Linked DNA regions of Mus musculus: region 2 is linked to region 1. Evidence: chromatin loops called from intact Hi-C (ENCODE). Cell type or tissue: heart. All regions are shown on one strand. Links, peaks and the distances in the headings refer to the core of each region. The heading gives the core; the rest is flanking DNA.

The links. Hi-C counts contacts between places; a loop is a spot of excess contacts. Peaks named below come from ENCODE experiments on the same cell type or tissue, not always from the same donor. Only the 100,000 strongest peaks of a DNase experiment are listed, where the experiment ranks them.
Region 2: a loop joins it to region 1, with 2.7 times the contacts of the local background. A loop is called at or near these places in 4 of 42 quality-filtered maps.

What each region holds. Positions count from the first base shown.
Region 1 is chr6:34,778,288-34,784,135 of GRCm38, reverse strand. It overlaps Agbl3 (ATP/GTP binding protein-like 3), which reads right to left and starts at 3,704. Exons shown (of 20, transcript NM_001289656.1): 1 at 3,077-3,704; 2 at 1,918-2,036; 3 at 506-566. The coding sequence starts at 1,980. In heart, for the core only: a CTCF peak has its summit at 3,320; DNase peaks (open chromatin) are centred at 3,325 and 3,695; H3K4me3 peaks cover 1,524 bases; H3K27ac peaks cover 1,448 bases.
Region 2 is chr6:34,907,680-34,913,527 of GRCm38, reverse strand. It overlaps Wdr91 (WD repeat domain 91), which reads left to right and starts at 2,697. Exons shown (of 15, transcript NM_001013366.1): 1 at 2,697-2,831; 2 at 3,988-4,167; 3 at 5,207-5,414. The coding sequence starts at 2,709. In heart, for the core only: a CTCF peak has its summit at 2,917; a DNase peak (open chromatin) is centred at 2,857; H3K4me3 peaks cover 1,775 bases; H3K27ac peaks cover 1,604 bases.

The DNA.
Region 1 (5,848 bases), core at 871-4,870:
TTGTCGTTCCTCCTATGGGGCTACAAACCTCTTCAGCTCTTTGGAAATACTTTAGAATTTGATTTGACAGTATAACTGTAAATGTATATATTAAAAAAATCTAATATACATCAAGATGCCCCCTACATATTCAAATATTTGCAAATAAATAACCTTATTAAAAGCTATTTATGCAAACTAAATCACCAAATATATATATTTCATATGCTTTTAGGTCTTTAAAAACAGTCCTGTATTTTGAATAAAATAAAAATGTAACTCCTTATGTTAAAGAGTCCTTCACAGAGGAACTACTACTTTCATTCATTATTTTCTAATATTAACCTGGTTTACTTAAAACTGTCCTGAAAAGTTGAAATTCCAAAGCAGTTATATTTCTTTCTCCCTACCACCAGAATAATCCCTATTTTACTAAATCTGCACTTCTTCACTCTTCTTATCCTACTTTATCCACAAAAAGTTTCATGATAAACAGGGAGGAGGACACACATAGATGAGTGCAAACCTGCCAGTAGTGTGCACGGATGAATATCATCACTTACAAATTTCATGAAGGAATCCTCATCCTGAAACAAATGAATTTTAAAATTTAAGAACCAATAATAACAAAATCCAGAGTTTTATTTAATATCTACCTTACTACTTGTGATTGTCTTTAATCTTTAGTAAATGGAAGATTCCATGATTATTTGGGCTACTGGCCCCAAGGGAACCCTAACATTTGCATTTTTATTCCTCCTTTTCCACAGGTGTGGTGGTTTGAATATGCTTGGGAGTGGCACTTTTAGGTGTGGCCTTGTTGGAGGAAGTGTGTCACTTGGGTTTTAAGACCCTTTTCCTAGCTGCCTGGAAGTCAATCTTCTTTGGTTTGCCTACGGAACAAGATGTAGAACTCTCAGCATCTCCTGCATTGTGCCATGCCAGCCTAGATGCTGTCATGTTCCTGCCTTGATGATAATGGACTGAACCTCTGAACCTGTAAGCCAGCCCCAATTAAATGTTGTCCTTATAAGAGTTGCCTTGGTCATGGTGTGTCTTCCCAGCAGTAAAACCCTAAGACAATAGGGTATGGCCATGATAATAACTACAGAGAAGGGAGAAAGTTTAAAGGTTCTTGGAATACTTGGGGAAACAACTGGTGAATAAGATCACAGAAAGTTGTGGACTTAGAGAACTATATATCATTTTTGGAGAGATTTTAGAACTTTAAACATATGGTAATTTATACTTAAAAAAAATCTCCTTTAAAACAGAACAGGATGTAAGTACAGACACAATATCAAACACTATCTCCCTCCTCCTCCTCCTCCTCCTCCTCTTCCTCCTCCTCTTCCTCTTCCCCCTCCTCCTCCTCCTTTTTCTACTACCCACATCCTTTCCTTCTGGTATTGGAGTCACATTACTGTACTGTGGTGAAACCCAAGAACCTTGGCTGGAACACCAGGGATTTGAGTATGGTGCATAATATGTTGCAATAGATTTCGCACATAAGGAAGGAAGTAGATATGACTGTAAAAATAAAATCCTAATCATTATATACACACATTTAAATAGAATCCAGAATAATCTCACCCAAGATTTTCTCAAGAAAAATCCTTTCTTTCCCATTTTAAAAAATGTTTTTAATTAAAATAGAATTAGATCATTTTGCCCTTCCCATTCCTCCTGTCAATTCCTATTCCCCCTCCCCACTCTCAAGTTGATAGCCTCGTCAAGAAAAATCAACTCTTTTTCTTTCTTTCTAGACAGGGCACATTACACAATACATTTTTCAGTTATTTTCTAACTTCTATGACAAAAACAGACATCATCTGTTTTGTTTTTACATCAAATTAATTCTATAATGTTTTAATTGGAAATATGTGCTTGATACTACATTTTACCTCAAATTACGCAAAGTAAAAAAGAAAGACATACCAAGTCATCGTCATCACTGATGCTTCTATCTGAGTAGTCTTCCTCCTCTGAATCTTCTGACATCTCTTCTAGTGTCTTCCTCGGAATGTCTTTAATTATGTGAGTAGGCTGTAAAATGTCTAAGGAGATTTTTAACAGCTTTTCTTTTAAGCAAAGGTGTGCAGGTTCTGTATTAAATGAATACTACAAAACCTGTCCAATTGTATTTAATTAAGAGTGACAGATCTCTGAAAACTAAACTAGTAAGGATACAGGAAATTAATTTCAAATTCAAAGATTTTACAAAACTATCCGTTACTACAAAGCAAGCTTCCTAAACAGATATCCAATACCAGATGTTCAGTCCTACAAAGAATATACACATAAGCAATATTCAATAGGCTTCTGCAAGTTGCATTTATATATTTATTTAAACACACAATGATAATAAATAGCAAAAGAGGATATGTATCTGAGAGGGTTGGAAGGGGGATAAATGATGTAATTATATTTTAATTAAATAAAAAATTTAAGATGATGAGTGGATATGGAATGGGGGTGTGAATTTTAGAAGAGATGAAGGGGGATATATTTATAACCTGTCAGTATGTTTTATGAACAAAAATAAAACTTAAAAAATCTGTTGAAACAAGAGAGACAAATCACGTAAATAATTTAGTTGAAAAACTTCCACAGTATATAGCCAGGCCATTTACATTTTATATTCATAACTAAACACTACACTGCAATAGTAAATGGGGATTGTCTTCACGCATTAAAAAGTACACAAGAAAAGTTATAATTATTCAGACAATAAAATGTAGCAATAGTGTAAAAACTTTCCCCTTTCTCTTGAACTTTCAGTTGACCCGAGCTTCAGTGTGTATAACTTAAGTTTCTCTTTAACCGTGATCATTACTGTATATTTAACTTTTAAAGCCAATGACACCATTTGTATTGGAATAGCTACCAGAAGGTCCGGCTGGAGATGACCACTGTTGCTTCTAGGCAAGCCTGAAATTGGCATTTTACTAAAATGACATTTTCCTCCTGCTACACATGCCAGTGATTGTGCCTTTGGGGATAATACAGTTTTAGGTATACGTTTCCTCTTTTCTTATTTGCAATGAAATCATCCTTGCCAAGCTTTTACACTTTGGAGGACACCAAAAGAATTTACCAATTTCACAACTACTGGTGTTTGGTTCTCTCTAAAAGCGAGCCTTTTGACCACCGCCGACAAACACCTTCTCAGCCCCCGGTTGACGTCTACAGACGAGCGCGTTCGGGGGCGCGGACGGCGCGGAAGGCCTCGCGAAGCTTCATCATAAACGCCAACTGCAGTCGAGAGAGCGGTTTCTAGGTGACATCTCGGGGCGGAGACCGAAGCTTCAGCCCCGGATGACGGCTCGAAATTACGACAACCCGCCGGGACGCCCGGCGGCAGCTCCTTACGTGCGCGGACGAGGCGTGCAGGCGCTAGGCGCCGGAAGCCCGCGGACGCCGGTCCGCGCCCGAAGCGGCGAGCGGGGGGCGTGCGGCCGCGCCAGGCCTTCTCTCGGGGCGGGACCCGCGCGGAGCCTCCTCACTCACGCGGGCCCCGCGCCGTCCCGCGCCGAGGGCCGCATTTCCCCCGCTCCCCGCTGCCTAAGCGGCGCGTCCGCCGCCCGCCTCGTTCCCTGGGCCTCTTCAAGTCCGCCGGTCGTCCCACCCCTGCCGGGAGAATACTTTAGGATGTCCCCCAGGCACCGGGCGACGACAGGGTCAGAGCAAATGCCATCGAAATTCAGCGGTCGCTGAGAGAGCAGGCCGCTTGTTGCCAGGGCAACGGCTGTACTCTCGCGAGACTTTGGGGAGCTTTAGTGATTTCTTCCTAGGGACAGCTGTGAAGGTGGTGAGGTTTTTGGCGGGAGACATTGATGCTAGGGGATGATGGGAACTCCTGGCTTGGCTTATGGTATGGACCGGTTTGAGCATTGCAGGAGGGAGAGTTTAGCACTGGGGAAGATGCGACTGCAGTTTGTTCTGAGTGACTATAACTTGTTTGCTAGGTGCCTGCGCTGAGAAGGCAGTAGAACATACAGTTTAAGGCTTGTGTCTAGAGCCCCCCTTGACTTTTAACAACCTGATGACCACGGGCAAGTTAATTTTCTGAACTGAACCTTATTAATAAAAATGAACTAATTTATTTGAAGTTAAAAGGTTGAGTTCTATTTTGCACAATTATAATTCATTCTTATTCTGGAAGTGAGACTTAAAATACTTGATTTGGAGGAGTCATGGTTATATGTATAAGGGTAAATTCTCAAAAATTTCATCAGCTTAGAAATTCTTTGTTAGCCAACACTTTCACAAAGCAAATCTCCCACCTTGCCTTATTTAAGTCAATAAGACCCCCACAGCAGTCTTAGGATCTGTGTTTGTGTGTGTATATTTAACCCTGATTTGTTGGTCACTTTTCACTTTGGTGGATAATACAGTTGGAACAGTTTTCCAAGTAAAGTTAATAAAAGAAAAACCCATATAGACAAAAAGAATGAGGAGGTGTTCAGTGCCCTCATGGTTCGCATTAAGCGCTTCAGTTTCAGCATGGAAATGGGTTAGCATCTCTAGATTTGTTAACTTTCTGGGAATGTGTTTGTGTCAGACCTTGAGACTTTCTGTTTCTTTGGGCATTGGCCTGAGGAAATGAAGTGTGCCATTGATCACACTTGTTTGAAAACTAGTCTTCATAGTTAGTTGTGCTTGGTTTTATGCCATGTGTATATCACTAACGGAGACAATGCTCAGAGACTCTCTGGTTTGAGGGTATCCTCAAAGCTCCAGTACCGAAATTTACTTGCTCCTGTGGATATGTAAGAACAGAAACATAACCCTACTTCTGTTTATATGTGGGGCCGTTCAGGGGTAAGTAAGATGAATGAGACCATCGGCGTGGAGTTCTCATAATTAAAACTTAGTGGCTCTATAGGACAACAGAGGGCACCCACTCCCAGTTTCTGCTAAGGGGTACCATTTGGTCACTTGGGACTCTCTGCCTGCAAGTCCGTCACCAAATGTGTTCCCTTGGCTTGTACCACTAGAATCACAGTCAAGCTAGACTTTTCTTAAAACATCCCCCGCTGGTGGTATTGTGCTGTTGGACAGTAAATAGGGTAAGCCAGTTTGTTTTATATGGAATCTATTGTTTTTTGTTGTTGTTGTTGTTGTTGTTGTTTTGTTTCTCTTTACTCATGGATAAAGGCTATAGGCTGTCAGGTTCACAAGATGGAGCTCCAAGAAACATCCCAGCCAGATAGGGAAGAGGCAAAGATAGGACTTAAATCATGTATGTATGTATGTATGTATGTATGTATGTATATTCAGCCCAACTATGCACATTAACATATGTCAACAAATATTTATAGAGAATGCTATTAGTGCATAAGAGAATTACTTAGAAATTCTCAAAGCTTTGAAAAGTCACATTCATTCATTACTCACCTGACCTTTACGGGTTAGTTTTACATCAGAGACTATTGACCGTGAAAGGCCATTGCAGAGTTTTTTAATGGGGATTACATCCTAATGGGAGAAGACAATAATAGAACCAGGCAGATGAAAGTTGCTATGGAGGGAAAGAAAGCTTAGCAGTGCTGGGGTCGAGTAGCTTGGCAGCGTAGTTCTTTAATGTGAGGTGGCTAGGGAAGCCCTCTGCCCAGGTAGCATTTGAACAAGAGACTAAACCTCGTGGTTGACTAGAGAAGACCTCGCTGGTGCAAGTGCTGAGGCCAGGAGAGACATGCTGGCTGTGGTTAGTGTCACTTTAAAGACACATCATATGGAATCCCCTCTCCTCCAGCTAAAGTTAAAATCGCCTTAGAAGCATTTGCTTTAAAACATTTTAAAGTTTTAGAACATTGTTTGTATTGCATTTATAGGGGCATGCATGCTACAGTTCATGTGGAGCTCA
Region 2 (5,848 bases), core at 1,219-5,218, 130 kb before region 1:
GGTTCCCAGGGAATTGGTATTTCCCTGGCAACCTCGTGCTGCGGGGAGGTTGGGATCTGGTGTCAGCCATAAGAGGAAGTTCTCTCCTGGGAAGAGAGTTCACTAATTTCTGACAACTTAGAACACTTGCAGGAAAAGGCTGGAGTTGAGGCAGTGAGGGCCAATGATGTCCTGGACCACGATTGACCGGGAGGTGCTTACTTAGGCACACATCTTGCCGTCTACTTAAACCTTAACCTCATGTCAAGAGAGCAGATCTGTGGGCCACTGGGTCTTTAGAAAAATTCATTCCTCTTTTCAAGATGGCTACGCTGAACAAATCTCCTTTCTCTGCTTATTAATTATTATTATTATACCATAGAGGATGGAACTTAGCTCAACAGAGCTGCGGGGGGGGGGGGGACGGGGGACGGGGGACCGGGGACGGGGGACGGGGGACGGGGGGGGGGGGGGACACGGACCCGGTCTTTGATCCTAAAATCTGTGCTACAGCCGAGCCTGTATTTTTAACTTTCTGGGCACCAGAACTATGAGAACTAAGTCCTTTCAAAGCCACCCAGTTCGTGACACTTTGTTAGGAAAGCAGACAAAAACTGAGACATGACATCTGAACAAACGCTGGAGGGAGAAAAGGCAGCTAATGTGAGTGCCTGAAGACATTTCAGATTGAACAAGGGGTGTATGAGAGGGCACAGAGAGACTGCTTCTCATTCATTATATAATATAAATATGTAAAAAATATATTTTATATTTATACAATATATAAGTAAAAATTTATATTTAACTATTATATAAATATATATTATACCTTGTATAATATATTATATATTGCATAATATATAATATATGTATGTATTATATATAAATAATATATTATATAAAATGTATTTATATTATATATAAATATAATAAAAATCAATGTACTATACATTCTATATAAATAATTTTATATATTTATATGTTTATATATATAATACAATCTTGAGGCTGGAGAGATGGCACAGTAGTTAAGACTGCTTGCTCCATAATCATGAAGATCAGAGTTTGGGCCCTAGCACCCATGTATAAAGCTGGATGTCCCTATAAACAAGCATAACCTCAGCTCTGAGGCGGGCAGACATAAGGGACTGTGGAGGCTTGCTGGCCTCCAGCCTAGCCGTGAAAATGAGAGCCCCAGTTCCAGGGAGAGACCCTGTTTCTAAAGGAAAAAGTGGAGAAAGACACCCAGTACTCTCTTTGGGCCCCCACAAGGGCATAGATACCCACACCCATGTGTGTATGTGTGTGTGTGTGTGTGTATGTATGTGTGTGTGTATACACATAAATAATTTGATCTTTTTGATGCCTTTTTTTTTTTTTTTTTGGTGTTTTTGAGACAGGGTTTCTCTGTGTAGTCCTGGCTGTCCTGGAACTCACTTTGTAGACCAGGCTGGCCTCGAACTCAGAAATCCGCCTGCCTCTGCCTCCCGAGTGTTGGGATTAAAGGCGTGCACCACCATGCCCGGCTTTTTTTTTTTTTTTTTAATTAAGAATGGCTGGCCTTGAACTCACAGAGACCTGCCTAGCTCTGTCTCCAGAGTATACACCACCACGCCTGGTCTTCATGCACTATCTTATCAAATCGTCATTATGACTGTGCCTGGTGGACATTATCAGTGCTCTCTCAAAGATGAAGAAATAAGGCAAAATGTGTATGTATGCCTTGTAAAAACTTCAAATAATTTTCTAAACAAGAAAAAGAAAGAAGGCAAAAGGAACTGGAAGTCCTTCAGAGAATAAAATATAGGTTGTTTTACAATTTTCCTGAGTTTAAAAACTGTTCACAAAACCACAATTAATTGAAAAAACTAACAAGAAACTGGGACCATAGGTCACACCCTTCTGAAACTTGCCTTTTTTAAAATTTCTCTAAGTGGTACATCTTGGTTGGTATAGTTTACCCTTCTTACTCAGGAACTCAGGGCTAGACAGGACTGGTGGTGGGGATTTTTTTTTTATTGCAAGTTCAAGATCTGTGTGGTCAATTTAGTGAGACTGTGACAAAACCCAAAAGCAGCTCAGCGGTAGGGTGCTTGCCTAGCGTGTGTGAGGCCCTGGCCAAAAAAGAAGGAAAAGAAAAGAAAAGAAAAGAAAAGAAAAGAAAAGAAAAGAAAAGAAAGGAAAGGAAAGGAAAGGAAAGGAAAGGAAAGGAAAAGAAAAGAAAAGAAAAGAAAAGAAAAGAAAAGAAAAGAAAAGAAAAGAGGTCCAAGCTGGACTTTTATGAGTTGACTTCACACTGGCCACTTTACCTGTTGGGGCTCGAGTTTTCTCCTTTTGTAAGAGGAGGATAGAGGACAAAAGATTCTGCAGTGTCATGCCAATAAGCTGGGAACATCACTCCCTCCCCGCCCTGTGAATATGTGGAAGGTTCGCAAGGTCCAGCTTTACTTTACTTGGATCGAGGCATCAGTGTTAGCAACTCAGGACACACTCTGTATCACCAGAAAACTTCAGCAAGCCGAGACGCCCGGGAGCTGGCTGAGAGTAGGGAGGGGCGGGGCTACAGGGGGAGATGGGCGGGGCGCCTGCGGGGCGGGGCGGAGCGCAAGGTTGGTAGGTTGGGCGTGGCGTGACGTACGAGGCGCCCGAGATAGGCTCCGCCCCGTCGCTCCAAGCCCCGCCCCTCCGCCCTGAGCGGCTCGGGTCTTTTGCAGCGCGCGCGCGCAGCGATGGCGGAGGCGGTGGAGCGCACAGACGAGCTGGTCCGGGAGTACCTGCTCTTCCGTGGCTTCACGCACACACTGCGGCAGCTGGATGCGGAGATCAAGGCGGACAAAGAGAAGGGGTTCCGGGTGAGGGGTCGGCAGGGGCGGCGGAGGCGGCTCGGGGGGCGGGCCTCCTGCTCCAACCCTGCCCTCCGGGGCGAGGGCGGCGCTGTCACTGCATGGTAGGGGACTGAAGGCGTCTCCGGTCTGGCCCTCGCTTGACATAGGAGGAACTGAGGGCCGGAGATGGTCGTGACATGCCCGAAGTTGCTCAGTGAGTGAGTCAGGAGCATCGGGACTCAGGTCCCTGGTTCCCGGTACAGGGCTTCACTCCATGCCAGCCTCTCAGCAGGTGCTAGCCAATGGCTGGCCGGCGTGGTTACAACACTTTAAGAGCCATGGTTGAGCGCAAGTCTGAATTTTGATGGAAGAAGCGGGAGCAAAGGGGGCTGCGCCCAGAAGACTGGGTTCAGGTCTGGGAGGTAGATTGTAAGAATGGCATCAGGGAATCATTGGAAGATTCCCTTCTGCTTTGAAGCACAAAGTTCTCTGATACTAGTTTCCACTGAGAGGCGCTTGGGATTTCTTTGCTTATGATTTGTATGTTTGCACGTACAGAGTTAAATTGGTCTTGGGCAGATGGATTGAGGGAGGTGGTGAGCTAGTTGTTGGCGCATCAGAAGGAAGTTAGGATATTGGTTTCTACCTTTCGAGTTTATTGGTTGCTTGGTGGCAAAGCAAAGCATTTCCCTACTCCAGACAGCAGTGGTATTCAAAACACTGTCATGGTGTGATTGTCTTTGACTGAAGGCAGCAGCCACTGAGGCTCAGGTGGGACTCTGATGACCCGCAGGGAGCCAGTAATCACTGTGTCTCTTGGAATTCAGAAACTGTGGAGCTGGGACGAGGACCCTGGCAATTGTCTCTGGCTCATTGGCTCTTACTTATTTTTACAGTGTGAGGCAATCAAGACTGCTGTTGAAGTGACATTGCCAAGTTGGTCAAGGAGACTCAACACCTGGAGCCAAAGCTCTTGCTTTCTGGAATTTCCGAGCTTGCCAGAGCACCAAGTCCTGTATCTAGCATGAGAAAATAACTTGAAAGCTAGTATGCTAACATATCTTGGGGATTTTATAGATTGCCAACTGGACTATATGTTTTTACATCTGGGAGCCATAGGAAGAAGATGAAACTATACGATGTATAGTGAGGTGAGAATTTCCTTCTGTCTGTCTCCCCTCAGGTGGACAAGATTGTGGACCAGCTGCAACAGTTGATGCAGGTTTACGACTTGGCTGCCCTTCGGGATTATTGGAGCTACCTGGAACGCAGGCTCTTCAGCCGCTTGGAGGATATCTATCGACCTACCATCAACAAACTGAAAACCAGCCTGTTCCGCTTTTATCTTGTCTACACAATCCAGGTACTTCTTGCTTTTGACTGTTTCCCCATCCCCAGTGTCTTATGATCTGTAGAGATCATCTGATTGGTTTTCCCCAGTTCTATGTCCTTTTGGTTTTAAGCATGTAAACTTGTGTGGCATTTTAAGGACTATAAACGTTATATATATTTTATATATAAACTATATACAAAGCTGGAGCTGGCAGTGGTGGTGCACTTCTCCCTTCTTTCCCAGCACTCAGGAGGCAGGGGTAGGTGAATCTCTGAGTTTGAGGCCAGTCTCTGCTGCAGAGTGAATTCTAGGATAGCCAGGGCTGCACAGAGAAACCCTGTCTCTAAAAGCAAAACAAAATGTAGCTGATTTGGGGCACTAATTTAGATTATTTGAGCATCACCTAGGGATTGTTTTCAGTATGGCACTTGTCAAGAGAACCTCAGTTGACTTTTGATTTTGAAATTGGTTGAGTCTCATGTGTCCTGGGCTGGCCTCTAACTTGATATGTGTTGAGGATGACCTTGAACTTCTGATCTTCCTGCTTCAGTATTTCAAGTGCTAGGTAGACAGGTGTGCCGCGTGCCTGGTTTTAGCTGGTGCTGGGGATTGAACCTAGGACTCTGTGCATTCCAGATGAATGATCTACAACTGAGCTATCCCCCAGCCCCAGAACTGCAGTATAAATCAGCTTTGAAATGAGAAAAGGCCGGGCAGGGGTGGCACATGCCTTTAATCCCAGCACTTGGGAGGCAGAGACAGGCAGATTTCTGAGTTCGAGGCCAGCCTGGTCTACAGAGTGAGTTCCAGGACAGTCAGGGCCACACAGAGAAATCCTGTCTTGAAAAAAAAAAACCAAAAAACAAACAAAAAAAACCAAAAAACAAAAAAAAAAGAAAGAAAGGAAGGAAGGAGAAAAAGGTGATGATTTTCTTTATATATAGATACTGTTTTACTGGCCTGACAGGAGGTATGCGAAGGCTGCTGCTCTGCAACAGTGAAGAACCTGACTACCTGACTCGGGGGCTTGTCTTTCTCCTCCCTTGCAACTTTCTTTGTATCTTGGCAGACAAACCGAAATGACAAGGCACAGGAGTTCTTTGCAAAGCAGGCCACGGAGCTCCAGAACCAGGCTGAGTGGAAGGATTGGTTTGTCCTGCCCTTCTTGCCGTCCCCAGACACCAACCCCACCTTTGCTACCTACTTTTCTCGACAATGGGCCGACACATTCATTATTTCTCTGCACAACTTCCTGAGCGTCCTCTTTCAGTGCATGCATATCCTTTCTGCTGCGTGTGGCAGTGTCCGTAGTCTGAGGGACCCAGGCACGGAGGTCAGGGGTCACTGCTCATGGGACACCCGTTTCTTTCACAAAATACCCAAAGATCCCTCTCAGGTGTCATGTGAGCGGCTTGACAAATTGCGGGTTATTTTTGTCACGAGTCCAGGGAGTCATAGTTCTTAGTTCTGCATCTGACAGTAATAGCTGATATGCGTGGACAGGGAAGTTGGCAGCTTCTGGGTGCTGGTACCGGCTCAGCCAGGCAGCTCAAGGGTTAGGAGCAGCCGGGCATGGTGCATGTTTCTGGGTGTGGAGGGGTGCTGTTGCTTGCTTTTGCTCGGGTTTGGCGGCAGATGAAAACAGTTTGGGGGCTGGCGCTTGTGTTTGGATTACCTTCTGGGACGGTGACATCAGTGTGGCTCCACTTGC